Linked DNA regions of Mus musculus: region 1 is linked to region 2. Evidence: chromatin loops called from intact Hi-C (ENCODE). Cell type or tissue: gastrocnemius. All regions are shown on one strand. Each heading gives the region's core, and the rest is flanking DNA. Links, peaks and the distances in the headings are about the cores only.

Region 1 (15,397 bases), core at 3,470-11,469, 130 kb before region 2:
CTTTTAAAGGCAGCATTTAAAAATTATTTTATCAGTTTGTGTGGGTGGGTGTTTTACCTAAATGTTTGTGCACCACCTGTGTGTGTGTGTGTGTGTGTGTGTGTGTGTGTGTGGTGACCTGAGAGGCAAAGAGGGCATAGTGCCCCTGGAACAGGAGTTGTGAACCACTGTCAGTGTGGGTGTCAGGAACAGAATGTGGGTGTTTTTAACTGCTGAACTATCTCTCTAACCCCACAATAAAGACTTTTTGTCTGTCTGTCTGTCTCCTTGTGGTGTATGGAACGATGTGTACATGTGTGGGCGTTGCAGAGGCCAGAGGAGGGTATCTGGTGCCCTCTCTTATCCTCCACTTATTCCTTCTGAGGCAGCGTCTCCCTGAGGTCACATTTTGCCAGCTTGACTGGACTCCAGCAGGCCCCAGCAGTCCTCCCCGTCAGGCCTGCATGGGATGCCTGCCTGGTTCCATGAGGCCTGGGACCCAAACCCTGTTCCTCCTGTTGCACAGCAAGCACGCGGCGCCACCTCTGGGCCATTGCTCCAGTCTCAGTGAAGGACCTTATTTCTTCCCCTCTCTCCCTAACCTCCCGCCCTTCAGTCTGGCATCCCGCATTTCAGCAACCTTTCCTGTCTTTGTGGAAGATTTCAGTCTGTGAGGGTCTCTCAGTTTATTTTTTATGGAGGCTTTATTAATAAGTTATGTAACTTATTAATATAATATAAGTTATATAATAAAAGTTATATAACTTCACCGGGTTAATACTTAATGTTTTCTCTCTCTCTCTCTCTCTCTCTCTCTCTCTCTCTCTCTCTCTCTCTCTCTCTTCCTTCCTTTCCGTCTTTCATACTAGGGTTCAAACTTAGGGCTCTCCACATGCTGGATAAACCGTTTCACGCAGTGCCATTTATTCTGTTGGCTGTGATAAAACACCATAACAAGAGGAAGCTTAGGGAAGAAAGCTTGCTTGGGCTTGAGGTTCCAAAGGGTTAGAGCCCATTGACAGGGAAGCCACAGCCTTTGGCTACAGCAGGAAGCTGGCTGGTTACTTTCCATCGACAAACAGGAAGTAGAGAACACAGGCAAGATATGGGACAGGGCGATACAACCTCAAAACCCATCCCTGTGGCACACTTCCTCCAGCAAGGTGCCGTCTCCTGAAGGATCTATAACCCCCAGGACCAAGCATTCAAACACTGGAGCCTGGGGAGGAAGGAGGGGGTCATGACTTATGTGGACCACACTGAGCTACAACCCAAGGCCCTTTATATTTTATTTGATATGTTTACAGTTTTTATTTTGTGTGTATGAGTGTTTGCCTGCCTGAATGCATGTATGGCTGTGCCTGGTGCCCCCTGGAGGCTAGAGAGGATACTGGATCCCCTGGAACTGGAGTTAGAGATGGTTGTGAGCTGCCATCTGGGTGCTGGGAACGGAACCTGGGTCCTCTAGAAGAGTTACCAGTGCTCTTATCCATAGAGCCATCTCTCCAGCCCCCTTATCATTTTTTGAGGCAGGGGCTCACATAGCCCAGGCTGACCTTGAACCAATGTAGCCAAGGGTGACCTAGAATTCCCCATCCTTCTGCCTCTCCACTCCTGTGACACCATCCCCTGCTGTCTATGTTTTAGTGAGACCCTGTCTCACTAGAGAAGCTAGTGTCAGAAATGAGTTGGGCAGGCGCTGTCTCTTCAGGTGGATGTTGGTAAATTCCTTCTGAGCCTGGACCTCCCTTTGGCTTAGTGGATGGTTGGTGGTAGGTCTACTCTGAGCTGGATTTCTGGATGCTCTCTTTTGTCCTCAGAACCATCACCCTTGCTTGTTGCAACCTTGTTTCCTTTCCGCTTAGGGATTTTCTCAGCACCACATGAAGACACCAGGTTTTTGGTGGCATTAACCCATTGCTGGCTTAGGAGGAACCTTATTTGGCTTAGCTGGGAGGGAAGATACACTTAAGAAGCCATTGCCCAGCATCTTGGGCCCCTTCATGTAAATGAATAGAATAAATTTAAGAAACAGGGGGAGGCTGACCTCAGTGTGACACCCTGGGGAGCTACTTCCAGGAGCAGCACATACATCTAATGTAAACACAAACCCCACCCGATAGCATGGAGGGCTGTGGGAACAGAGATTCAACAAGGGGGAAATGCTTGCGTGGGCAAACACTTTTTGGTGCTCTGTAGACCAGGCTAGCCCTAGTGTAGGAACTAAAGGTCTATGCCATCACTCCTGGCTCATATGTATCTTGGATTTTTTTTTTCTTAATGTTAAAAGGCTTTTACAAGGTAAGCATCCTTGTGGTATATTTTCTTATGTGGTAAAGATTCCGATCTTGAGGCCTGGAGTGTTCCGTCCTGCTGTTGACCACAGTTCTGTTGCTAACGCAAACCTCCTACTTTATCCAAACCAAGTCTTTATGCTTGAAAATACTCGACCTCTCACCATCTCTTCAAAGGTCTCTCCTACTGTCCAGGATAATTTGGCTTAAAACGTCTCCAGATTTTAGACGGACAGAGACCTATTTTGAAGCTACCCCAGGGAGTCCTCAGGGAGGGTGTCTTAGTTAGGGTTTTACTGCTGTGAACAGACACCATGACCCAGGCAAGTCTTATAAAAACAACATTTAATTGGGGCTGGCTTACAGGTTCAGAGGTTCAGTCAATTATCATCAAGGTGGGAGCATGGCAGCATCCAGGCTGTCATGGCGAGGGAAAGAGCTTAGAGTTTTACGTCTTCATCCAAAGGCTGCTAGTGGAAGACTGACTTCCAGGCAACTGGGGCGAGAGTCTTAAGCCCACACCCACAGTGACACACCTACTCCAACCATGCCACACCTCCAAATGGTGCCACCCCCTGGTCCAAGAATATACAAATCATCACAGAGGGTAACTTGACTAAAACTCCTAGAACCAAAACTAATAATTCCCACTAGGAAAATCCCATTATTAACGATGTCTAGTCTATTGGATCACATTGTTCCTATTGATGTCAATAGTGTTAAGGTAACCCACTCTCTATCACTGGAGCTAAAGGCTCTGGAACTTGAGGACAAGGTCAGACATTGTCTTCCATGGAGTAACTATTGAGTAGCACTATTTGAGGGTTGTTGGTGAAGCCCTACTATTCTGGGTAGACTCTTTTTACCCAAATTGTACAAAAACAATCAATGTCTGTCATGACAGCAACATCCCTGGTGGACTCACCAAAACTGGCCAAATCCCATTATTAGATCCAAAAGATCTCAGGGTGTATATACAAGACTAAAGTGCACGTTTTAAAAACAGTTCATGGGCTGGTGAGATGGCTCAGTGGGTAAGAGCACCCGACTGTTCTTCCAAAGGTCCAGAGTTCAAATCCCAGCAACCACATGGTGGCTCACAACCATCCCTAACGAGATCTGACTCCCTCTTCTGGTGTGTCTGAAGACAGCTACAGTGTACTTACATATAATAAATAAAAAAAAAAAAAAAAAAAAAAAACAGTTCATAAGGCCAGGAAGATGACGAAGTGAGAACCGGCATTTGACCCCAAGCCTGATAACCTGAGGTCCAACCCCAGGACCTCAGGGTGGAAGGAGAGACCAACTCTACAAACAGTCCTCTGGCATCTAGTCACCTGCCATAGCATGCATGTGCTAGCATAAATACACCAATAAAATGTTTACAAGGAGCCATAGTAAAAGGCAGAGGTAGCTATAACAAACAAAGGGACTGGACAGAGAGAGCTATAAAGGACTACACTCTAAAGCTAGGGTAGTTGGGGGCAAATGCTTTTAATCCTAGCATGGGGAGGCAGAAGCAGGAAGACCTCTGTGAGCCTGAGGTCAGCTAGTCTACATATGGAGTTCCAGGACAGCCAGGGCTACATAGTGAGACCCTTATGGGTCTACCCTTGAGGTCTCTAGGTGACAAGGATAGCCCTGAGCAATGAATCCTCCACCACATCTGGAGATCAAACCCAGAGCTTCATGCACACTAGCAAAGCAGTCTACCAACTGACCCCCACTCAAGTCTGTCTGTGTGTCTGTCTCCCTCTCCCTCCCCCCAGCCCCTCTCTCAGCTGCTTTTCTGCCTGCTCAGCCCCATCTCTGTCAGACTGTAAAGATAGCCAGCCCTTCCTGGCACTGTTGCCAGATGTATGTAAGTAGAAATTCTAACATCCCTTCCCTGGCTAGCATTTGTGCGTTCCCCACAGTGAGACCCTTCACATCACAGACCAGTGTGTTAGAAAACCAGTGTGAATATTTATGAACAAATAAATAAAAGATAAACATGGCATAAATTATGTGAAGATATATGTTTGTAATGTCATTAGCTATCAGCCACCTGGTAAGTATAATTTTAGCACACAAAACAAACAACAACAAAACAAATAAAGAAATGCCCCCAGGGCTGGTGAGACAGCTCAGCAGGTACTTGCCGCTAAGTTACAGACCCAGGGCTGACCCCAGAAAGAGCTCCTGCAAGTTGTTCTCTGATTTCCATACTCACTGTGGTATGTGTGCACTGCTCCCTCCCAGTGAATAAATAATTGTTAAAAACACAAATAAAATAGAAAACAACACATGCCTACATATGATGGAGCAGCTAATTTTATCAAAAATAAAAACAAACTTTTAGAAATAAGGACAACCCTGGAATTCTTAACCTGGTTAGTAAAGAGAATAAAAATCCATCAAGGACTATCCGGGGTGTATTTGGGGATCATGTTATAGCTACATGCACACACACACACACACACACACACACACACACACACACACACATGCACACACACACACACACACAGAGACAGAGAGAGAGACAGAGATGGAGAGACAGAGAGATAGATAGGCACACACACATACACACACACACACACACAGAAAGAAAGAAAGAGAGGGACACAGAGAGACATAGAGACAGACAGACACACACAGAGAGAAAGACAGACAGACAGAGAGACAGACAGACAGACACACACAGAGAAATAGGAGAGATAGACAGACAGACACAGAGGGAAAGACAGACAGACAGACAGACACATCTCTCTCTCTCTCTCTCACACACACAGAAAGAGACAGGAGAGATAGACAGACACACACAGAGACAAACAGAGACAGAGGCAGCAGAGAAAGAGAGAAGAGAGAGAGACACAGAGAGACATAGAAACAGACACATACAGAAAGAGAGAGATAGAGTCAGAGAGAAACAGACAGACAGACAGACAGACACACACACACTCAGGAAAAAGAGACACAAGGCAGAATCAACCCTGAACACCCGCTTTGCACCCGCTGGTCAGCCAGGTTTCCTGCCCATTGTCAGTCTTTGCTGACACCTACAGGCTACAACTTGTTAATGATTTTTAAATGGAAATTTAAACTCTCCTTTTGTGGATGTTTCTGGGCAGCCTCAGACTCAGTGGAATGAGAGATCATTTCTTGAATATTCCTAGAAAAGAAATCACACCATTGTCCAAGTCTCTGTAAGGTTGACCTACTGATTAGAACTCCCTGATTGTGGAGAGCTGTGGAGTTGAAGCTCTAAAGTCAGATTTATTTATCAGTCACTTTCTTTAGTATTCTTAAAGTCATTTGGAGTCCACCTCTGAAGCTGATGTGACATCCTGAACTAGAATCATTTCTGTTGATGGAAAAATACCCTGATCATCCCCCTCAAAAAATAGGAGGAAGGTTTTGACAATTCCAGGTGACGTCTATCATTGTGGGGAGGTAAGGTGGCAATCTGAAATAGCTGGTCACTTCACACCTTCAGTCAAGAGCAGAGAGAAAGGAATGTATGCGTGTTGCCTGCTTATGGTAAGCTCACCATCTCTGCTCTTACGAGCTTCAGGATGCCTGCCTAGGGAATGGTGCCACCCACAGTGGGCTGGGTCTTCCCATATCAATTAACTTCAGACAACCCCTCACAAACATGCCCACAGGCCAACCCAGTGTAAAATCCTTCATTGAGAGTCCCTTCCCAAGTTATTGTGAGTCATGTAAAGTTGATGGTTAAAGCTGTCAATCATAACCCTTTCAACTATGAGGGGAAAAATATTTTGAGTATATTAACTTAGCAAACTGCTGGTTTCCACTGATCCCCAAACTCAGAGTGCCATAAGATAGTACCTGAAATCTACAGCAGAGAAAGACTTCTTGTTTTGCTGTAACCCACTTGCCCTGACATCCCTACTAATGTATTTGGCGGGTGGCTTGATTTATGACTTCCTATCAAAACGCTTATTTAACTGTCTTCCTGCCACAGGGCAAACTGAGCCGTTGTCCCTGGACTGTGGCCATCTACTTATATTAGGTTCAGAAAAACAAAATCTCTTATTCCTTTGATCTGAGAGGGAATGTTTTTTGTTAATAAAATAGAAGCTGAAAAACCCAAGGAATTCTGTGGCCACAGTGAAAATTTGGTAAATTAGGACTTTAGTGATACAGGGATGTCAGCACACAGGCAAAGCTATCCTTTAAGTAAATGCTGGAGACTGGGTGTGTCAGGCTGAGTAGGTGACTGCAGGCGTTTATCTGGGAGACAGCTCACACTTAATGCTCTGCTGGCACTAGATTCCATCCGCTTGCTATAGAGGCAAAGATTCTAACGGTGGCTAACTTCCACTCTCTGTGGAGATTAGAAAACGGTGGCTGGTTTTCTTTGGAATCTCCTTTAGCTGTTGCTGTTTTCAACTTCATACCTTGGATTCAGGATAATAAAATAACCAAGCTCTCCACACTTCCAAACCTGTGGATTTTCTCACTGGGTAGCCACTACACATTTGTCCACTAGGTGGCGCCAAAGACATGTGCTCTCACGACTCAGCCTGACACAATTAGGTACTTCTTAGTCCTTATTAAAAGAGCGATCCTAATATCAAATTTAAAGTGTTGGGGGGGGGGGAGACCCGGAAAAGAGAAGACAAGCAAAACAAGAGTTCAAATCTTGCTTGGTGTACAGGTTAGTTTTGTGTTAACTTTGACACAGGGAATAGGACCCTCAATTGAGAAAATGTATCCATCAAATTGACCGGTGGACAAATTTGTGGGCCATTTTCTTGATTAATGGTTGATGTGGAAGGGCACAGCCCACTGTGGGCGGTGCCACCCCTGAGAAGGTGGGCGTGGGTTTCTGAAAAGACAAAGCGAGTGAATCGTGGGTAGGTAGGAAGCAGCGTTCCGCTCACGCCTTACTTCAGTTCCTGCCTTGACTTTTCTCAAAGATAAACCGGAAACAGGATATGGAAACCATATAAGCCCTTTCCTCCCCAGCTTGCTTTTGATTATGGTGTTTATTACAGCAACAGAAATTAAATGAGGATATTTAACGCTAAGGTAACGTTTCTCTGGGTAGAATGTTACCAGTATTTTAGCGACTGCATATGCTTTCATTGAGGGCAAAGAATGTTTGTAGGAAATAGAACAACGGAAAGGAAATTACACATCTAAGCTGACATTGCCTCCTATCAGACTGTAGCAGGGGACTTAAAAATCTACCGGAGGGGCTGGAGAGATGGCTGCTTTTGCAGAGCACCCAGGTTTGGTCCCCAGCCCCTCACAACTGTTTGTAACTCCAGTTCCTGGAATCTGAACTCTCTCTGGCCTCCATGAGCAACACACACACACACACACACACACACACACACACAGAGAGAGAGAGAGAGAGAGAGAGAGAGAGAGAGAGAGTGAGAGAGAGAGAGAGAGAGAAATACCCACCCCATGCTGCATATACACACAGGCAAAACACTCATGCATGTCAAATTAAAATGTCTTAAAAAACTCATCTGAATATTTTCTTTCTTAGATTCCCCCCCCCCCCCCAAGACAGGGTTTCTCTGTGTAGCCCTGGCTGTCTTGAAATTCATTTTGTAGACCAGGCAGGCTTTGACCTCAGAGATCAATCTGCCTCTGCCTCCAGAGTGCTGGGATTAAAGGTATATGCTACCATGCCTGACACCTAGGCTGATTTTGAACTTAAAATTTCCCTGTTTACTCTCCCAAATGCTAAGATTGCAGGTGTGTGCCACCCTGTCTCATTTCATCTGAGTCTTAAGACAAGCCAGATAGAAGAAATGGTGAATGCACGTCTTAATTACTTTGCAATTGCCACGACAAAGCATCATGACCAAGGCAAACTTGTAGCAGAGTTTATTGGGGCTTACAGTTTCAGGGACGATAGCAGCAGGCAAAATGGCTTAGCACCATAGCAGTGGATGGGAGCTCACACCTGGTTCACAAGCAGGGGGCAGAGGTGGGGCAGGGAGAGCTAACTTGGAGTGGCCTGGGATTCTGAAACCTTGAAGTCCACCCCACCCAAAGCTAACACACCTCCTCCAAGGCCACACCTCTTAATCCTTCCCAAACACCTTCCCCAACTGGGGATAAGGCACTCAAAAATGTGCGCTTATGGGAGCTATAGTCACTCAGACCACCACAATGCATGAAGTTGAATTGAAACACTTTTTGAAAACATAATTTTTAGAGACTCAGTTTTGATTTTTACTTTTATGTGTGCTTCTGTGTATGTGCACCTGAGTGCAGTGCCCACAGAGGCCAGTAGAGGGCATCAGATATCCTGGAGCTGAAGTTACAGGTTGCTGTGTGTTTCAAGAAATATTAAAAAATGAACCCGCCAACTCTCAGTGGGGCCAGGCCATGCTCCTGCGCTCCTGTTGCCACCAACAACTCTCTAGAGCTAGCCCCTGTGCCAGGTGATCTCGCTCGCTCAGTCTCTCTGCCACCAACTCACCAGCCCTGCCACACGGCTCGCACTGGGCCATCTCTCAGATGGGCCCCCGAGTTCCTCTCACTTTCACACAATGCCCCACACAGCCCTGGTTAGCCATCTCAATACCTAATTACCTGGTAGAATCAAGACTCTTAATGCTTAATTAGTCAATCAGATTTATGTGTCATTAATAACACAATTTACAAAATGCCAATACAATAATTTCAGAGCTAAATGATAATGGTAAAGCTTTAACCCAATTATTCTAACCATTTGATAACATCATGTCAGCCTCCATTTTGGTTCTCCCTCTCCTCAGACCTCTCTCTCTCTGTCTCCTCAACTCCTCGCTCCACCTCCCGTCTTCTGTCCAATCACAAGCCTCCCACTGCCCTAATGTGATTGGACAGGGAAAATCCTGCAACAGCTGTGAGCTTCATTCATAACAAGGGTGTTGGGAGCCAAACTCCCGTCCTCTGTAAGAGTAGGATGCTCTCTTAGTTGTTGAGGGTTCTCTCCAGCCCCCTCTTGTCTTTCTTAATGTCAATTCTTCTCCCTCCCTCCCTCCCTCCTTCTCTTCTCTTTATTTTTCCTTCCCCTCTTTCTTCTTCTTCCATCTCTTCTTTATGCCCATCTCTGTTTATTTGAGACAGGGCTCTCTGTGTACCCAACCTGGGCTCCCACTGCTACTATTCCTGCCTCTGCCTCTGAGGGCGGGGCTTGCAAGTGTGCACCATCAGACCTGGCTATATTTGGCTTTTCTTCTCTTTTCTTTCTTTCCTTTTTTTTCTGACAAGGGTTCTACAAAGGCATTATTGGATTTACACACAGCTAACTGGATATTTCCGGTGTTGTTGTAAATGCAGGTTTAAGACTGTTTTTTCAACTTTGTCTTTCAATTTTCTGTTTTACAGCATACGAACACACAGTAGCAATCAAAGTACCATGTCTCACGGACCTTTGATGTCAGCAAGCCTGTCACAACCAAGACCATTTCTTTGTACATAGTTTTGGGTTTTCTATTTGAACAGTTTACAAATGCAAATATCTACTTCTTTGTTTGTCGGTTTGCTTTTTGTTTTTGAAGAAAGTGTGTATGTGTGTGTGTTGCTTTTCAACAGGAAATGTGGAGCAATGGATGGGAGACTCCTCTTGTTTAGGCAAAGAGTCCTACTCAGAACCACACAGAGACCCAAAAGATAGCCTCTACCCCCTTCCCCCAACCCCCACCCTAGTTGCTGCTCACCCTGTGGAGAGGAACTAGGCTTCTATGCAGAGTTACCTAAGTCACCTGCTTGGCCACTTCTGCCCCAGGAACTCCTCCTGTGACTTCTGCTTCCCCAAATCCAGTCGCTGCTTCTCTTCCCCATTGCCCTTTGCCAGGGGAATGAGTAACAGTGTGAATCCCCTGCCCTTATGCTGCTCTTTTGAGTTGAAGTGTCAGGTGCATGCATCTGGTTGACAGGACTCAGTTCCTGCATTTGTGCCCTGCCTTCAAAAAAGGTGGGGAGGCAGGAAGCAAGTTTTGTTTCACTTCATCTCTAAGAAAGTAGGGCTTATAAGGAAGGGAGACTGCACTACACCCTAACATCTCCGAATCTGACCATTCATGTAATAGACCAGTGTCCATACCTCAGACACCTCGAGGTGGTGGTTTGTGACTGGGAGCCCTGGTTTATGCTTCATGGCTCTGTCAGGCGATTGACCTCAGTCCACTGGCAGCTCACCGAACAGGATAGAGATGTTACTTTTGCATTTGCCACTGAAGTTTGGAATGGCTCATTAACAGGGAGAGCATACTGTGACACTTTTCAGGGCTGCTTTGCTCAGTGTCATTTCTCTGAGATCCATTCACGTGGTGTCATCCACCCGTTAACCCCCACCGCCGCCACAGTATTTAAGAAGCAACATTTTATTTGCCCATTTACTGTCCCGTTGGGAATTGGTTCTAATGCTTTGAATTTTGGCCCCCAAAATTGAGAATCTGCCTGTCCAAACGCTGAAGGTCCTTGTTCCCAATTGGTTTTTGATTGATCAATAAAGAGCCAATGTCTAATGGCTGGTCAGGTAGACTATGGCGGGACTTTGAGATTTGCCTGGACTAGGAACCAGGAAAGGGGAAGGCGGCAGAGATCACCCTTATGGGAAGAAGAAAGATCAGATCTAAAGGCCCGCCGACATGTGAGAATCAGGGAAAATGGCCACATGGGCCACTTCCCCAATGGTGTTTGGGGCAGCAGAGATGAAAGATAGATCTTAATAGGTGTTAACTCAGGAGTAGCAGAGGGGAGTGTTTGCCAGCAGCGGGAAGGACTAGAAATGCCCAGCCATTAAGCTAGTCATGCCATTCAAAGTTAAGCTAGTGTGTGTGTGTGTGTGTGTGTGTGTGTGTGTGTGTGTGTGAGTGTGTGTGTGTGTGTGTGTGTGTGTGTGTTTCTTTCAAGAATCCAGATAGCTCTTGTGTGTGTGTGTGCATCCGACCCATTGGGTCAACTAACTACCGATACACTGTTGAAACCATTGGGAAGCAGCCTGTGAGGTGAGCAGCCTGACACTTCACCCATAAGTATTTTGTCACCTGTAATTTAAGAACAAGGATACTGGTCCTGCATAGCCATCACTCCCTGGACAGTTAAAAATGATACCATCTTATCTAGCACACAGTCTATGCTGGAATGTCCCCAAAGCACCTGATGGTCAATGCATGCTGTACTAAGATGCTGCTTTGGCTTCATGTTTACCTAGCAACAGATATCTAACATCTTCATGGTTACCTAGCAACAGATAACTAACATCAGGGCATGTTGCATTTCTGTTGCTGTGGGAAAACTTCTCAGATAAACAGATAGAGGGGGTAAAGATTTGGCTCACAGCTTGAGAGATTCCAGCTGAAGATCAACCATGGCTCTTGGCTTGAGGTGAGGGAGGGCATCATGGTGTGGAAGACATGGTGGGGCAAAACAGTTCCTATCATGGTAGGAGGAAGAGGCAGTCAGGAAGGGTGCCAGGACAAGATGAACCCCTCCGAGGCATGACCCCATGACCTACTCTCTCTAATAAGACCCACCTTCCCCTTTCCAATAATGATGAGGTTATGAGTCCATCAATGGATTAGCCCATTGATTAGATGTAATCACTTGTGAGCAATTATCCTTCATTGGATGGACCCAAGCCATCACACAGGGTCTATTTCTGTCAGTGAGGTCATTGAAGGGGGTGTCTGCCCTTCTGTTTGTGTTTCATATCTCAAGACCCAACTCCATCCTAGTAGTTGCCACACTTAGACATCAGAGAGCCTTTGTAAGGTTGTCCAGTCAATGGCTCCATAGCTTCATGGCCCCCAATAGTAGACTGAAGACTTGCTCCTCTTCCATGTCTGCGCTGGGTCTTAGGAGAGAAGTTCTCCTTTAAGGTGGATGCAGAAACAGCTACAGAGAAGGCTCAGGAGTTAAGAGTACATACTACTTCTCCAGAGGACCCAGGTTTGGCTCTGAGCACCCACATGGGGTGGCTCACAACTGCCCATCACTCTACCTCCAGGAGACTCAGCACTCTCTTCTGGGCATGCCAGGCACACAGATAAAAATAAGCCTTTAAATGGAAGAGCACCATAGAAACCTTTCATTCGTGTCTTGGGTTCAGATGAAGAACTTTAATCTTATTCCTTGTCTTCTGTATGCTTTCCAGGGTAGTCAGAAGCAGACAGAGGTTGGGACAAAACGTTCAACTCACTCACTCAACAGTGGCGTGGTTTCTGTCTCACCTAAGCACCTGTTCTGTCTACATCCCTTGGATGTAGGAGTCTATCACCTGGGTGGTGATCCAGCTGGTAATACTCAGTTCATTCCTTCCCTTGGTATCTAAGCCATGCTTATCCTGAAGTTTTAGTAGAGCCCTGTGGTGGCTCATTTGGGGTCAGTTTGTCTGGGTCATGGCATTCACTTATTGGGCAATAGTCTAGTCCTCTATGTGAAGGTGTGAGGTCTAATCTCAGCTGCCAACCTGGTGAGAACTGGAGTTACCTGGGAGACAGACCTCTAGGCATACTGGGGTGGTTATCCTGAGTTGTTCAGTTAAAGTGGAAATATCTGTCTACTATGGGTGACACCATTCGTAGGAGTGGGGTTCTAGACTGTACAAAAACTCTCTTCTTGCTTTTGCAGCCACCTGGACTCACATGCATATAAGTTAAAATAAAATAAATCTTAAAATATAAGGAGAAACAATCTGAGCACAGGAATTCACTGTTCTCTTCTTCCTGACCCTTGGACACTATGTGAACAGTTGAGTCAAAATTTCTGTTTCTTTGACTTTCCCACCATGACGACACATTACACTGTGAGCCAAAGGGAATATCCCCACATTACCTCTGTCAGGGTGTCTTATCATAGCATCAGGAAAAGCAACGGAGACAGAAGGTTTTCTTAAAGTTAAAACCAATATTTAAAGCAGAAAATGTTTGAGTAAATCAGTCGCCCTCTTCTGGCCTCCATGGGTACTGCATGCATGTGGTGTACATACATGCAGATACACACATAAATAAAAATATATACATCTTTGGTTTTTAAAAAGGTATGTGGGAAGTGCCCCGCAGTGAGCTTCTGGGCAGGGTGGTAAAAAGGGAGATTATAGAATGAACTAGGGCTCTGGGTCCATCCTGTCCACACTGCCCCCTTTATGCCCCCACCATCTCCCCTTTACCCCTGCCCCAGTTCTTTAGAGAGACAGAAACCAAACACCCTTTGTATCCTAAACTAAAGATTCTGGAATAGCATATGAAGGTGTTTGGCATGCTTCCTCTTCTGTCATTTCTCCCTTGTCCTAAGATGGTTTTTCTTAGGAAGGTCAATTGAAAGTTTTTGCTATTTCGACCAGTTCCCACTGGTCTGTAACTCATGGACTTATGCAAGATCATGGGGGTTGAGGGAGTGATCATGAGGGTGGGAGGAGAGGGAAAGAGTCTTTTCAAAGGTTTCTTTAAAAACCCTGGCAGCAGTAAAGTCTATTAAGAAGCCTGGGAGCCCAGAAGGTTACAGTTGAGGGCCATGGCAGAAACAATAGGAATCCAGTTCCAATCGTGGAGAACTAAGGAGTCCTGGGCCCCTCATGTCAAGGGAACAGCGATCTTTGTGCACAAAGCCCTAACGCAGATGAAACCCTTTAGTGGATCTACGTCATGATCCAGTAAAGGGTTGAAGTTACAAGCAGCCATGTACTACCTGGTGTGGGTACAGGGAGCTGAACTCCAGTCCTTGGTGACAGTAGTCTGTGGTTTTCTTTTTTTTTTCTAAAGATTTATTAATTTTATGTGGATGAGTGTTTTGCCTGTTTGGATATATGTGCATCATGTGCATGCAGTGCCGGAGGAAGCCAAAGAGGGTGCAGGATCCCCTGGAACTGGAGTCACAGATGGTTGTAAGCCATCATGCGGGTGCTGGGAATTGAACTTGGGTCCTCTGCAAAAACAAGATGTGCTTTTAGCTTCTGAGCCATCTGTCCAGCACTTGCCCCAAGTGTTTGTTTTGCTTTTTGAGACAAGGTCTGATTATGTAGCCTTGGCTAGCCTGGAACTCACTATGCAGACCAGGCTAGCCTTGAACTCAGAAAGCTCTTCCTCTTGCCATTACCGCCCAAGTGCTGGAATTAAAGGTCTATATCACCAGTCCCGGCTCTTTCATGGATTTTTGAGAATTTTTAGGTCATTTGCTTTTAATTTCTCCTGTTATAACAAAAAATTTATTTTTTTCTTAAATTTATTTGCATTGGAAGTAGTGGCGGTGGTGGTGGTGGTGGTGGTGTGTGAGTGTGTGTTGTGCGCGCACACTGTAGGGCTGCCTAGAGGTCAGAGGACAACTTTCAGGAGTCAGCCCTCTCCTTCCACAGTAGGATCTGGGATTTGCACTCAAGATCAGACTCAGTCAACAAGTGCTTTTACCCACTGCAATATCTTGAGGGCCCAAATAACTATATTTGAAGGAATATAATTCTTTCAAAGTGTATATTTATCTACATCCTACAGAAGTTGACATGATTTTTTTTGTTTTGCATAGTATCATATCGGGTCTAATGAAGACATTATCATATAAGTACTGTGCTGGGTAGTTTTGGGCTAACTTGACATAAGCTAAAGTCATCTTGAGAGGATGGCTTAAGAAAACGTCTGGAACAACTTTCTAAATTAGTGATTGATAGGGGAGGGCCAAGCCCATTGTGGGTGGCGCCATTCCTGGGCTGGCAGTCCTGGCTTCTATAAGAAAGCAGGCTGAGCAAGTGATGACGCCCCTCCATGGCCTCTGCATCAGCTCCTGCCTCCAGATTCCTGTCCTGATTTCCTTCGGTGACTAACAGCTATGTGGAAGTGTAAACAGGATGAACGCTTTCCTTCCCAGGTAGCTTTGGTCCTGGGGTTTCATTGCAGTAATAGTAACCCTAGATGGGACAAGACTTTGATCAAGCGTTCCCTTTCATTGTCCCCTTCCTGTAGACATGACTTCTCTTCCTATAGACAGTCTCCCCTCTGCTTTCCTGGACACGGAATTTTTTTTTTTTTTTTTTTGAGACAAGGTCTTTCTTGTCTATTCTCGACTGGCTTTGAATTCAGAATCTGCAGGCTCTGCCTCTCTAGTAACATGTAGCATTTTCCATATGTAACATTTTTACCAGCCATTTCCCAGTAAATGAGTTACTTCAT
Region 2 (14,336 bases), core at 6,337-14,336:
CTTATTTAACCTTGATTATATATATTTCCCATGAAAATTATTCTTTGCTCCCAGGTGTTAACGGCACCTCTCCCTTCCCTACAGCTTTGGCTGTGTCTTCTCTGCTGGGGAGTCTGCCAGGGACAGCTGATGTGGCCTCTCTGCCTTGCCTATGAGCTGGAAAGAAAAATAATAAAGAATCTGTCATGTTTTCACATAGATGTGGTTTACACAAAGGATACGACAGTATCCCTCCTTATCAACCACAGCCTTAGCCAAATTGCCACTTCCCACAGCTGGGAAGCCCCCATTTTGCAAGCATCAAACATATTATTTATTTTCTGAGGTTCTCAATGTAAAGTTTAGACAGCTATATGTCTTTTGTTCAGCCCAACAATCTTCACACAAGACATGAAAGACAGAGAACAAAACTATTCCTAAATAATAGCGTTTAGAGAGTGCAGACAAAGCTGTGATTGCTCCAAAGGCAACAACAGTACGATGGTTTGTTTTGTTTTGTTTGTTTGTTTTTAACAGGGTGCTTGCTGGTCAAAATGAAGGTTCATAGGACTGTATCCAAATACTCTGACAAGTTAATTAAAAAAATTCATTTTATATATATGATTGTTTTGCCTGCATGCATATTTGTATATCACATGCATATAGAGCCCATGGAGGCCAGAGAGAGGGTTGAATCTCCTGGCACTGGAATTACAGATGGCTGTGAACTGCCATGTGGGTTCCTGGAAACAAACCAGGTCCTCTGGAAGAGCAGTCAGTCCTGTTAACCACTGAACCATCACTCCAGCACCCAAATTATTATTATTTTTAATTCCTAGAATTTGGGTTTAGGAAGAATTGGTTTGAACTATAAAAAAATTTCCTTGGATCACTAAAGATGATTAATTCTTAGTATCTCATCCAGTTAATTAATTTAAAGTATTTGTTCAGTACTAGGAAATGTATTAGATGCTAAAGATCCAACAGATGAAAAAAACAACAACAACCATACAATAAAGATTTCTTGTGATTAGCCGAGATGGGAGTGCCCCGCCTTGCTAGGGCATGTGCTGACTGGACTTCTCACCCTGTCCCATGACAGGGGTGACCATAGATGTTTCCAGACCCCACCTCATCCACCCAGGTACAACGTACAATCATTAGCAGGGGGCTTTTGGCATCACAGCCACTTCCTTCGCCTAACACTTAGCAGGGACTTCCCACAGATGCGCGAAGAATGTCTGATGTCCATCCCACCCCAGCGAATATCACATACAAAATACTCCCTCTCTACTCGGCTTTGTGATCAAGCTGTGGTCTCTTGGCACCGCGGATCTTCCTTTTTGCCACTAAACCAGCTTGTCAGCAATTCTGCCACCGCCTATCAGTATCCTCCCTCCTATACACTTTCTCCTGAAGGCTCAGCTCAAAACAGCCCGTCTTAGCAGTTACATCTGCTGGAAACAAGTGACGCTTCCTTGCTCTCTATTCCTATTGGTTGGAGTAAATTTAAAAAAAAAAGGCTGATGTCCGACGGGGATTTCCAAAGATGTCCTTCTATTTTAAAAATGCGTCAGTGCAGACAATGCTGGACTATTTTCCCAAATAGGAACTAGCTAGCCAGAACTGATACCCACGAGGTGGATTTTGGATTTGAGGGTGAGACACGTGTGTGCCACCTGGGGATTGGGGGAGTGAGGGAGGAGAGGAAGCACCGAAGAAAGGACAGAAGGAAGGAACAAAGAACAGAAAGGCTCATTCTTTCCGTTTCTTCAAGTTGAATTTTCTTGTACAATTTATGAGACTATTGGCCAGTCAGCAAATCCAAACCCTTTATTCCACCCGTCACTTCCTGGCCTTACAGCTAGCCCGCGATCTGGGATGATTCCTGTTGATCCCAGTGACAGGATTCTTTGCCTTTGCTGGCTGGTTCTGCTCTGCGTATTGCCTTCCATTTCTTAATGACGACAGGACTCTCCCTGTGGTGACATGCCCCTGGGATACCCCTGTGAAATAATTTGTGTTGCCTTCTCTTCTTTGCCCCATCTGGTCTCTTACTCAACTTGAAATATACTCATTTCTCTCTTTTTGCTTTGCTGTGTCCCAGTCTCACCTCAAAGTCACTATGTGGGCAAGGTCAACCTTGAACCTCTGATTCTCCTGCCCTCTCCTCCCCAGAGCTGGCCTTACAGGCACGTGCTACCACCCCAGGCTCACACGACGCTGGGGAATTGAACCCTGGGCTTCATGTATTCTAGGCAAGCACTCTACACACAGACTATCTCTCCAGCACACAGATCTACAATGTGAAAATCTTTATTGTTCCCACGGACTTACTCATAGTAAAACAACTTTGCTTTTACAAACTTATAGCCCCAATCTGTACTCTTACTTCGCTTCCTAGACAAACCTATTGCAGCTCTCTGTGCATGTCGGCACACAGCACTTACACTGGCCCTGAATTCCCAGGAAATGAAATGTCGCACCTGCGATGCCATTGGCCTGAAGAATGTTTGCACAATTGGAGTACCAGTGCATTAAAAATAAGTTCATACTTGAAAAGGGAAAAGGGCTATAAATATCTTCTCTTTCCTTTGTTTTTAAATTTTTTTTCTGAGATATGGTTTAACTCTCTACTTAGGTTGGCTTGGAACTCACACTTAGCTAAAGCTGGCCTTGAACTGGTGGCAATCCTCCTGCCTGCTGGGATTACCTGTGTGAGCCACCATACTACATTTGTATATATTTTTCTTAGATGTCAGGATGCAGTTCTCCTGTTCCTACAAACTTTTCAGTGTGAAGTGTCATTTGCAGGGTTGTTACACGAGTGAATGAGGTGATCACCCTGAGGGACCTGCAGGTTACAGTATCTCTCAACACCGTTCCTGATCCTACACTTTCTGCAGATAGAAGGCAGGAGATGAGCCTCGCTCAACCTCTGTCTCTTTCCCTTCAGTCTCCCCCAGAGGTTTTAACCTCCTAGCAGTAATGAGATACTCGCATCACCACCATCTCCTCCCACTCAGTGTTGGACGGGGGTTTTCCATCACAGCTCACAACCAAGCTCCCTAATTCTATTCTATACTTGACATCCAGTCAAGCTAGGCTTGATGCGAAAAGTGGGGTGTTTTTGGCAATCTGCAGCCACACCCTGTTTTTTTCCCACTAACCCCAGGTATTAAATCTGCTTCCCACATCAGCTATCCCTACTCTACCTCCCTCTGGGGTCTTGGAAGCCGGCCAACCCCAGGCCTATTGTAACAGTGTCATTTGCTGCAGACAAACCAGCTGCTTCTGCCACTGGCTGCACAGGGAAGAAACTGACAGCAACAGAGGTTTCCACAAAGTGCTTCGTTTTGTACCTATGAACTTCCAACAATGTGGCTGCCTAAACAACACCCAGTGATAGTACAAGTTGACATGCTAAGAGGGACGGGGGAAATCTCTCCTGGCCCCACTGCTAGGTGAAGGGCTCCAGGCAACTGCTGACCTCTGAGAGAAAAATCCTTATCCTCCAGGGATGAGTCCCTTAACTGCCAAAGTGCTTGCCCCTAAACGCCACGTGTAAGCAACACTGCAGGGGCTCAGCAGGTTGTGTTTAGATATTTGTTAGTTTCTACACGGATATGTAACAGGGATGGGAAGGAAGTCATGGACTCAAGGCTGAGAAGGGGCGGGTGACATAGGTGGGGTTAGAAGTAGAGAATGAAATGAGTTAACACAGTAAACTATATGAAAGTTAAAAAAATTATCAGAAGAAGAGGTGCAGCTTGAGGCTTAAGGTTGAGTTTTTGGATGCTACCTCCACAGGTGGTCTAGTGCCTCAGTTTCTCTCTCTGCTCCCCAAGAGTGTTTTGCACGTGTTTGTAGGGAGAGTCAGTGCTGATGCTCTTTGTGTCCCTCGAGAATACTCAGCTTTCCATCGCTGTAAGGAAACACATGATGCAGGCTACTAATGTAGAAAAGAGGGTTGCTCATCTCATAGATGTTGAGACACTCTCATTCAGGGCAGCTGCATTAGCTCATTATGGTTAGGGACCCACAGCAGATATGGGTGGCAATGTTGTAGATGTGTGGTAGGGAAGTGGAAAGAGGGGGGACAGAGTCAGAGAGGGACAGAGTCATACACAGATTTTATACACACACACACACACACACACACACACACACACACATAGAGAGAGAGAGAGAGAAAGAGAGACAGACAGACAGACAGACAGACAGAGACAGACAGACAGAGACAGAGACCAAGACAGGCAGGATGAGAGAGCCCACCGAGCCATACTCCCTTTGCAACTGTCTCTCAGAACTCAAGAGGTCTCCAAAGGGACAACCTCCTCACACGCCCATCATAGGCCTCCCAGCAGCTCTCACAGCCTTCATGACTTTGCTTTCTTGTTTATTTCATTCTGTAGCCCAGGCTGGCCTGGAACTCATGACAAGCCTCCTGTCTCAACCTCCCGAGTAATGGGTTCTGGTGTGGCTCTGCTTATCAAAGGTTCCACAGTCGAAGCCTTCCCTTTCGGGGATTCCCAAACACCACACACCTGTAGCACTAGCTGTGGGGTTTACGATTTACAACTGCTCTGCTCATCTAAGATCAACTTCTTCCAAAGCAAGTGGTTACTCCCTGAGCATTCTCCTTATCCCACGCCATCTGCAGTCTGGGCTTCACCCCAGCTCCACCTGCATCTTCCCAGGATTCCCCTGGCCTGCTCTTGCTCACATTGCTGGGCCTGAGCTAAAACCACACCCCCTCCTCCTCTTCAGGCCTCACTATGCAAATGAGCTCCTTCAAGTGGTCCAGCTTGCAACAGTCTCTGAATATATCCCCTCCCCTCCCCTTCCGTTCTCCTTCCCTTCATTCAGATGTGTGTGTTTGGCTGCATCTGCATGTGTAGCACATGTATACCTACTACCTACAGAACTCAGTAGAGGGCATCAGATCCCTGGAACTGGGTGGTTTCAGATGGCTGTGAGCCAACACATGCGTGCTCAGAACTGAACCTGGGTCCTCTGCACCAGCAGCCAGAGCTCTTAACTACTGCTCACCTCTCCAGCCCTCTCTACTATTTTAAAATGTTAATTATAATATTAATATTATTAGTATTAATTAATTGTAATTTGTACTTTCACTGTAATTTATAAATATCTACACTTTTAAAGTTTATTTTATTTGTGTACGTGTGTGTGTGTGTTGTGTGTATGTGTATGTGTATGTGTATGTGTATGTGTATGTGTGTGTGTGTATGTGTGTGTGTGTCCCCTGGAGCTGGATTTATAGGCAGTTTTAAGAGTCATGAGCCCCTGGAAATAGGTGCTGGCACCTGAACTCTGGCTGTCTGTAAGAGCAGCAAGTGCTCTTAACCTCTGAGCCACCTCTCCAACCCCATAAATGCTTATATTTATTAATGTATGATTTGTGAATTGTAAACAATTGAGCTTTTCTGGTTTGAGCCAGGCGTCTTTCCAGGAACTGAGAGAACAGTGCGCAGGAGCACAGGGCCTCAGGCTGCTGCTCAAACCCGGGCAGCAGGCAGGAGCCGGAGTGCCTGGCAGAGGTGGGCCTGGCCATACCCTCACATTAACACCCTTGTGTCCTTCTCGCACCAACTAGACACACAATCTCTTGAAACACCTTCCGGAGGTCAAGTTTTCAAGTACGTGAGCGGGGGTGGGGGTGGGGGTGGGGGTGAGGGTGGGGTGGGGTGGGGGGAGACATTCCACATCAACGCAAAGATGGGTTGTCTTGATGGAAAAGGAGGGTAGTGTGGACTGGAAGAGGCTCATTGGCTTTCTCTGTAACTGGTGCTGGCTTTTGGTCTGGGCGCATTTACAGATATTGGAATTATAATAAGTACGCTGAACATTAATTTCTTCTGTCCCCACATTCTATCTCATTGTATAGTGTTAAAATTGTAAAGTATTTCATTTTCTGGTCACTTCTCAGTAATTCGGCGTTTAGTAAACTTCCCCTGGGCTTGCAGTGGCCTGTAGGAAACAGCGCGATAGCTCCACCTCTACTGGGTTGCACTGAGATTGGAAGGTATCGGGCTTCCTAGTTCAGACTTCAGTAGAGGTAAATGATTCGTTATGTGAGCTGCCCGCGTTTGTGCATGAGCCTGTGGGGTCAGGAGCTGAGGTACCAGGTCTGTCGTGGACCCTGCTGTGCTGCTCAGGAACAGCAGAGAAACATCGACATGGTCCTCCAGCCTCACCCCGCTTCGCATTGCTCAGCGAACACTTCCTCACACGCCACACAGTCAGGTCCCAAGTCTTCCATGGAAGGAAATTCTCAGCTTTAAAAAATAGATAAGCATATGGCCCGGGAGCAGGGCTCAGTCAGAGTACTTAGAACGAGTGAGGTTCAAAGTTCAACCTGTAACACGGAACAATACACAAAATGAACATTACCTGTCATATGCCAGCTTCTCTCAACATTCACAAAGGACCTCTGGTCACTCGCGTCTGCTGGAGACAGCTGACGCTGCCTCACCTCCCACCCTCATTGGTGATGGGGAGTTGTTTGAGACAGGAGGGGGTTTCCAGTGAGTTTCTCTTCAGTGTCTCACCAAACCCAGGAACCTCATTTGACTAAAGGAAGGGTTGGCCCCTTTGGGTGCCACCTCTGAAGGGAAGAAGTGTTTATACTCGTCCCGAGTTTTGCAGCCCAGTTTTTACAACACCCTTGAGAAACAAAGAGAAGCACAGAAATTCTCCCTCCCCGTGTGTTCCTATTGTCCTGCCACTGAACCACTGCATCCAGCCCTTCCCAGCAGCCAGTCGTTCCCGCCGAGAGGTTTACTAGTTAATATTTTTTCTACTAGTCCCACCTTTCTGAAGGATGTAACTTTTAATTCTATTTATTTATTTATTTATTTATTTATTTATTTATTTATTATTTTTTGCCAAAAGTTCACCACCTTTCATAGTGGAGTTCTATGGTAGGTGCAACTGAGCACCCAGTGCAATTTAAGGGCTTCTTATTCTCGCTCATCAGGATTCCTCCCTATCCAGGCCCCTCCTCACCCTGCACCTCACATGCGCCTTTTCTGTGTTGTTCTCGTTCTCCAGCTTAACTCTTGTCCCTAGCCAACCTGAGAAATGACCCTTTTACCACTCCCAAATCTCACTTCCTCTGGTCTCACTCTGTACCCCAGGATGGCCTGAAACTCTCTATGTAGCCCAGGCTGGCCTCAGACTCACAGCAGTCCCCCTGTCTCAGTCTCCTGAGTGCTGAGATTCAGACAACCAACATGTCCAGCTAACGCCTTCTTTCTTAATGTAAATATTGGGTATGCTTTAATTTTAACCATTCTGTTTTGTCTGAAAAAGTCATGCAGCTGTGGGGCTGGGGAGATGGCTCAGTGGTTAAGAGCATGCACTGCTGTTTCAGAGGACCAGAGTTCAGTTCCCAGCACCCACATTAAGGTGCTCTAACTCCGGCTCCAGGAAATCTGATGCCTTCTTCTTCTCCCATTGGCATTTCGTGCACACAAGACACACATCTCTCTCTCTCTCTCTCTCTCTCTCTCTCTCTCTCTCTCTCTCTCTCTCACACACACACACACACACACACACACACACATACATACAAACACACACACCCACCAAATAAATAAGTAAATACATAAGATCATTTTAAAGTAACAGCTGAGGATACAGGTCAGGGTTGTAGAACCTACCTGCTTAGAGGGGTACAGACTCAGTCCCAAGAACAGAAAAAAAGTTTGGGTCCGCCCCCCCCCGTGTTCTTATCAGTTCTTTTAGACATGTCTAATACACATCTTGTCACATTGCTTTTATATATTTTATTAGACTGTCTTTACTGCGGGTCCCAGAGTCCTGTGAAGTCAGATCTGGATCAGACCTTTTCCATCCCAGCATTAGAAGATGCTGTGAAATCACAGGGAACACTGACAATTGTGACCTGAGTGTGTGCATCAGACTGCGTGTGTAACACACGTATCAGCCCCTCACTTAAACCCCGATGTCTGGTGAATGAGAACAGCAGACACACAGTACATGTCAATACTTAAGAAAGCTACTTTCTGATGTCAGTACTTTCTAGTGTTCAATATTCAGACATTGGGGTATGTGGAAGAGGGACAAACAATATTTGTCTTTTATAAAATGGTTTTCACCCAATTACTGCTTACAATTTCCTCTATTTAGGTTTCCTGGAGACTGGTCCTTACTCTCCTGCACAAACCCTGCTTTCCTCTCCTTCCCTCAGTCCCCACCCATGAGGCAAGCCTGGCCCAGCTCCTGTCAAGAGCCTTCCTTGATCAGCCTATGAGAACCATCAAATGCCCCAATACCTCCATCCCATCAACAAACTTAAACATATTTAAGTTGATTTTGTTTATGTAAAATGTCATCAATGTGAATAACTATGAATTTCATGTTGTTGTTTAGAAGCTTATCCATCATCCGGGGTGGGCTATCAGAGAAGTAAATACTTTATCATTTATTTTTAATAAAACAAACAACAGAGGATGTTCATCTTACAGAATGAATTGAGAAGATGGGATAGGCAAGCTTACCAAATCTCTCTCTCTCTCTCTCTCTCTCTCTCTCTCTCTGTGTGTGTGTGTGTGTGTGTGTGTGCGCGCGTGTGCAGGTGTGTGTGTGTGTGTGTGTGCAGATTACAAACCTGTGTGTGCAGATGTATTAACAAGTGTGCCTGTATGCACGTGGAGGGCAGAGGTCAGTATCTGGTGTCTTTCTCAGTTGCTATTAGCCTCCTTATTTTGAGACAGGGTCTATCACAGAGACCTAGAGATTTTGAGCTGGCAGGCCACTGAGCCCTGGGGACCTGTCCGTCTCAGCCACTCCAGAGTTAGGACTAGAAGAGAACACTACATTTTTTAAAATGTGGGTACAGTGTGCCCCAACTTAGGTCCTCATCCTTGCATGACATACACCTTACCAATTGAGCCATTTCCCAGCTCCAGGTGGTCAGGTTCTACAGTGTCCACATCACATGCAATTACTGGTCATGGAGTTGGTCAAATAAGGAAATCAGATTCTGAAAACTAATCTTCCAAATGTCTGCTGACATGGCTCAGCAGGTAAAGCTGGTTTTTGCCAAACCTGAGGAGTTCAAACCCTAGGTCCCAACAAGGAGAAAGTGAGTCATGAAAATTGAGCTTTGACCACCACATGTGACAGGCATGCTGTGACATGTGACACATATACACACATACTCAAGCACACACACATGCGCACTAGATAAATCCATGTAATAAAAACTTTAAACGTAATAATCTTCCCACCTGGGTCTTTTAGCACAGTCTGTGATCTGAGCAAGTCCAGATGTTAAGGCAGGAGGATCACATGTTCAAGGCTAGCCTGGGCAATTAATGAGTCCTTCCTCAAAGGAGAGAGAAAGGGAGAGAGAGAGAGAGAGAGAGAGAGAGAGAGAGAGAGAGAGAGAGAGAGAGAGAGAGAGAGAGAGAGATCTGGGCCTGTAGCTCAGTGCCTTTGCCCAGCATGCTGTGGTCTTAGGTTCAACCCCTAGTACTTTATTCTGCCCAGTGTTAGTTTAAACTTTAAGGAGGTCAATGCTTTGCCATGGGGCAGCTGACAGGAGATCTAGATGGGGAAAGAACTTAAACTCTTCCCATATACGATACTAATCTTTAGGGTTGTGAGAAGTCTAGTTCCCTCCCTGAGAATCCACAGTAATTTTAGATCTGACCTCAGCCTGTTGTGCTAAAAGATAGATGAACACATCTCTCAAGGTGGCCCACCAAGTCAGAGTACTGCTTCAGTCCTGATCCAGCTCTGCCATGCTCTCCACACTCCCCAGTCTCTCTCTCTCTCTCTCTCTCTCTCTCTCTCTCTCTCTCTCTCTCTCTCCTCTCTCTCCCCTCTCTCTCCCCTCTCTCAACACTTCAACTGAACCAGACCCTCATCTCCCCAGGATGCCCAGCCTCTGCTCTGAATGTCTCCCTTGAGGACTGGGTTTTAGATAACAACAGGGACCCTCCTCTGTGCCACTAAAATCAGTAACAGTTCAGGGGTCAAGCTGGGAACATCCCTTATGTCAGGACTATACCATGACTAACCTTAATTTTCCATTAGCTTGTTAGAATTTCCCTATCTGAAGAAGTGCAGACTCCACTGTCCAATCAAGAGGCTAAATTCTGCTTCGTCATTAGTTACCAGGGAAGGTTGCTCCTCCAGGCGTCCACAGAAGCACAGCCTTCAGTTCTAGAGATGGTGGCAACTTTCCCTGAAACAAACACACTTCAGTCACTTTTAACACCGACACTACTGAGCTGAAGTGCAGTAAGCGCCAGGCTAAAGGTGCCTGGCTGACAGTCTCTTCCTTCACCTTTGATCTCACACAACTTCAAACACACAACAGCCTTGTTTAGGAAACACTCCCCCAGTGCTCAAACTGAGTAAAAGACTGACCATCCCAGAGCTGGCCCAGCTCTGTGGCCTGATTAAAGTGTTTCAGTTGCAACTGGATCCAGCATTTTAAAAAAGAAAATAAATTGATCCTTTAAAAAATAATATATAATTTATACCCAGAAGAAGTTATATGTGTATACAATGTATTTTGAGCCTATCCACCACCCACTACCTCCTTCCAGCTTCTTTTGGAACCTTCCAATAATGTCTCCCTCCCAAATTCATTTCCTCTTTAAACAACAACAACAACAACAACAACAACAACAAAAAACCAAAAAAACACACACACACAAACAAACAAACAAACAACCCAAAGCAAAACCCTACTCTCCTTTTGTTTGTTTGGTTTTTGTTGTTGTTTATTTGTTTGTTAATTAGAGACAGAATCTTACTATGTAGAGCAGGCTGACCTTTCTATCTCACAGAGATCCAGCTGCCTCTGCCTCCTGAGTGCTGGGATATGAGGCATGGGCCAGCAGCCCAGACTGAGTATCCATGTAATGAAGAGAACTGCAAGTTTCAGAAGGGGACCTGCAAACTGAATCTCTAACTAGCAACTGATGATGCTGGACTCCTTTGATGCTGATTGGCTCCCAGCACTGGCCTTACCCAATCCAGTGGCAAAGCAGTGAATGCCCTGTCTCTTATTATCTTAGCAATGAGTAAAGAGAATAAAGTTACAGTCTGAAGCTTGCCTTCCCCTCTGACTCCTGTGTCTCCTCTCCTGCAGCATGGTGTGGCTCCCCAGAGTTCCCTGTGTGGCAGCTGTGATCCTGTTGCTGACAGTGCTGAGCCCTCCAGTGGCTTTGGTCAGAGACTCCAGACGTAAGTGCACACCTCAGGTGCTGGGATGCTCGGGGTCGGGGAAGGAAGGAGCTAACATTCTCACTGTCCAGGCCAAGTCCCTCGGAACTATTGATATCTTCTGTGAGCATGCACAGTCCTCACATGAACTCTAAACTATGTCCCCAAACAGAAGCCTGGATGTTTGTGCTCTCAGATCTGTGTGAGAGGCCGCTGGGTATCAGCCATTGCTTTTCAAGTTTCTCCCAGTAACATCTACACCTGCGTCATATTCCTTTAGGGCCCTGAGAAGATCGATGAATCATGATGTTAAATTAACTTCTGGGACAGGCCCTGTCTTCACTGTGTTGAGATAAAGCCAGACAAAGTGGTTTCTCTTTAAAAATAGAACTTCCTATGTGTGTTTCTATTCTACTTTTTATGTATGTTTTCTGTTGTTTTGGGCCAAACAGTAAAATATTGATATCTAATCAGAAGATTTCTGTGGAGGTGTCATAGAGTCAAGGGGCAGTGAGGTCATCACAGGGAGATTCCTGTGCACCCTCTGCAGGCTGTGAGGCCACTGCCACACATTGCTACCTGTGAGGCGTAACCCAGGGCTTCCTTTTTCTCTCTCACTGACTCCAGTGCTTGTGTAGCCTGTTCCCATGCAGAACCTCTGCTGGGTGGTGGTTAGTGTTTCCCCTTGTCCTGGGCGCACACAGCAGCTAATGCTGAGGGTCTTAGATCTGGAAATGGGCATCTGTGGGTTATTCTAAAGAACTGGAAGTCCCTTCTGAGACCCCGGGGCAGGTTAGACTGGTTCAGTGTTCATGTTCTGAACATGTCTGCATATTGTTTTTCTTTAACATTCTCTGCCCTGAGCCCATGAAAAGGACCTGACTTCTCTTTGCATTGTATGATCCCTTCCTAGCTTCATGACCCACATATACATCACACACAGAAAAATCAAAGTCTGTGCTATGCACATGGGAGATAAAAGATGGGGTTATCAACACTGCTGAAACTGTGACCCTGGGCTGGAGAGATGGCTCAGTGGTTAAGGTCACTGGCTGTGCTTTCAGAGAGCCTGGGCTCAATTCCCAGCACTCACAGGGCAGCTCACCACTGTCTGAACTCCAGGAGTTCCAACATCTTCACACAGACACACATGCACACAAAATGCCAATGCACATAAAATGAAAATAAATAATTTAAAAAATAATCTGAGACCCCAGAATGCTGGGACTGTGGGCAAGCCCTCTGACCCCTTTTGGCTTTGGCTGCAATGTAAAATGTGGAAGAGATGATCTTTTTCATAGAGCTCTCTGAGGATTGGGAGAAATGGCCATGTAAAGCATTAGGGTCCTGCTGCCACACTGTGTGCTTCCTCTCTGTAAGCTGTTCTCAAAGGGCACATGGAAGCTTCCAGATTGCCTCTCATCTCATTGCCACCTCCCACAGACCAGAATCCTGCCCTTGCATCATTTGTCACAGGGACCATTCTTATGACTTCCAGAACTGTCCTTTTTTATTTTTTTTTCCATTTTGTCTTTTCTCCTCACTATTGTCTGTGTTGTCTCAAACACAGGGACAAGTGATTCCATCACTGAAATCTCTGTTAAATTCATGAGCCACAGTGATGACTGCTGCAAATACTTCTCAGGAAACACACCAAACTTCATCCTACTGAGCGTGAGGTTGATAATGGCTGGTGCTCGCCTTTATTTCAGTTGCTTTTCACAAATCTCTTGTACATTTCTGAGTTAGATTAAGTGTGAAGATGAAAAGACGTCCATCTAATGTGTCGTCCTCTATTGAGACTAGAGGAACTCACATGACTGACTGACCCACCAGATCCTGGAGACACGCCCTTACCTTACCTGGGGTCACATTTGGCATCTGATTTTAAAACGGTCTGGTTTTTGAATTCTCTGCATCTGTAATTCAGATAACAGATTGTAGCTCAGTATTGGGATCACGGTCTCAATTTCCAGAAACTTCTCCAGTTGTTTTCTCTCAGTGAAAAACAGACAGCTTCCATCAACTCCAAGGCTTTTGAGCTGGGGCTGCTTTTGATCCCCCAAGTCTCATCTCTCATTGTTGCCCCAATGTCCTGTGCTCTGTTATTCATGAACTCAGTGCTGGCATGAGGTGTTTGTTACCTCACCTAAGAGTTGCTCCTCTACTCCCTGTATCCCCTCTTCTGACATTTGCAGCCACCACCCTCTTCTGGCTCACATCTGTGACAGAACTTCACTTTCTGTCCCCAGGATGCTTCCCTTCCCCTCCTGTCACTCAAGACTTCCTGTTAATGGAACTCCATCCCCTCCCCGCTTCTTCCCCACCTTCACAGTTTAAAGCTCTGGCATGGAGGGAGGCCTCCGTTTCTCCTCTTAGGGTTTCCATGGGCAGCGCAGGCCTGCACAGGGCGGGCACTGAGGAAGATTTACTGTGTTCTGTGTGGTGTGTTAAGGAGCTTGAGCCTGAAGGGTGGGAGGGAGGTGTCTTCTGAGCTGGTGAGTCCTGGTCTCCAGCTTAGCTCCAGGTGGGGCAGGATCAGGAAGGGGTATACCCAATGGCTCCCTGTGTTGCTGGAATACATATATATGTTTGTGTGTGTGTGTGTATATATATATACATATACATATATATATATATATATATACACACACACATATGTGTATGTATGTATGTATGTATGTATGTATGTATGTATGTATGTAACAACAATTAAGGACAAAAGAGGCCATGAATTTGAAAGAGAACATGGAGTTGTACATAGGAAGGTTCAGGGGGAGGAAAAGGAACAGGGGAAATGGTTGAATTATATGACAATCTCAAAAATAAGAGTCTTACTGGGTTTGAACCACACTTATAGGCAGGCCCCTAGCCCAGCAGTAGATGTTCCAATAGAAAGAAAATCCAGTGGTTTTCTTGCAGAATTTAAAAAAAATTATTTATTTATTTGCCTTACAGAGTTTTTGCTTATATATTAGGGTTTCAGATTTTGTCTGTTTTATTATTCCTTTTTGTTTGTATGTGTGTGTCTGTGTTTCTTATAGTTTTTTAAATCACTTTTTGTTTATTTCGTCCTGTTTGTTTGTTTGATTTGAGGTGGTCCTAATTGAGTATTTTCTAATGTGTAA

The links. A loop is a pair of places that touch in the nucleus more often than their neighbours do. Peaks named below come from ENCODE experiments on the same cell type or tissue, not always from the same donor. Only the 100,000 strongest peaks of a DNase experiment are listed, where the experiment ranks them.
Region 1: it touches region 2 in a loop (2.0-fold over the local background); 4 of 42 quality-filtered maps call a loop at or near these places.

The regions. Positions count from the first base shown.
Region 1 is chr17:34,164,192-34,179,588 of GRCm38, forward strand. No RefSeq gene overlaps it. Among named protein-coding and RNA genes, the nearest start is that of Psmb9, 15 kb to the right of the region's middle. In gastrocnemius, for the core only: CTCF peaks have their summits at 5,317 (motif pointing left), 6,758 (motif pointing right) and 8,547 (motif pointing right); DNase peaks (open chromatin) are centred at 5,271 and 6,768; H3K4me3 peaks cover 597 bases.
Region 2 is chr17:34,294,819-34,309,154 of GRCm38, forward strand. It overlaps H2-Eb1 (histocompatibility 2, class II antigen E beta), which reads left to right and starts at 11,049. Exons shown (of 6, transcript NM_010382.2): 1 at 11,049-11,229. The coding sequence starts at 11,136. In gastrocnemius, for the core only: no CTCF peak of the experiment used is centred there; DNase peaks (open chromatin) are centred at 10,149 and 10,975.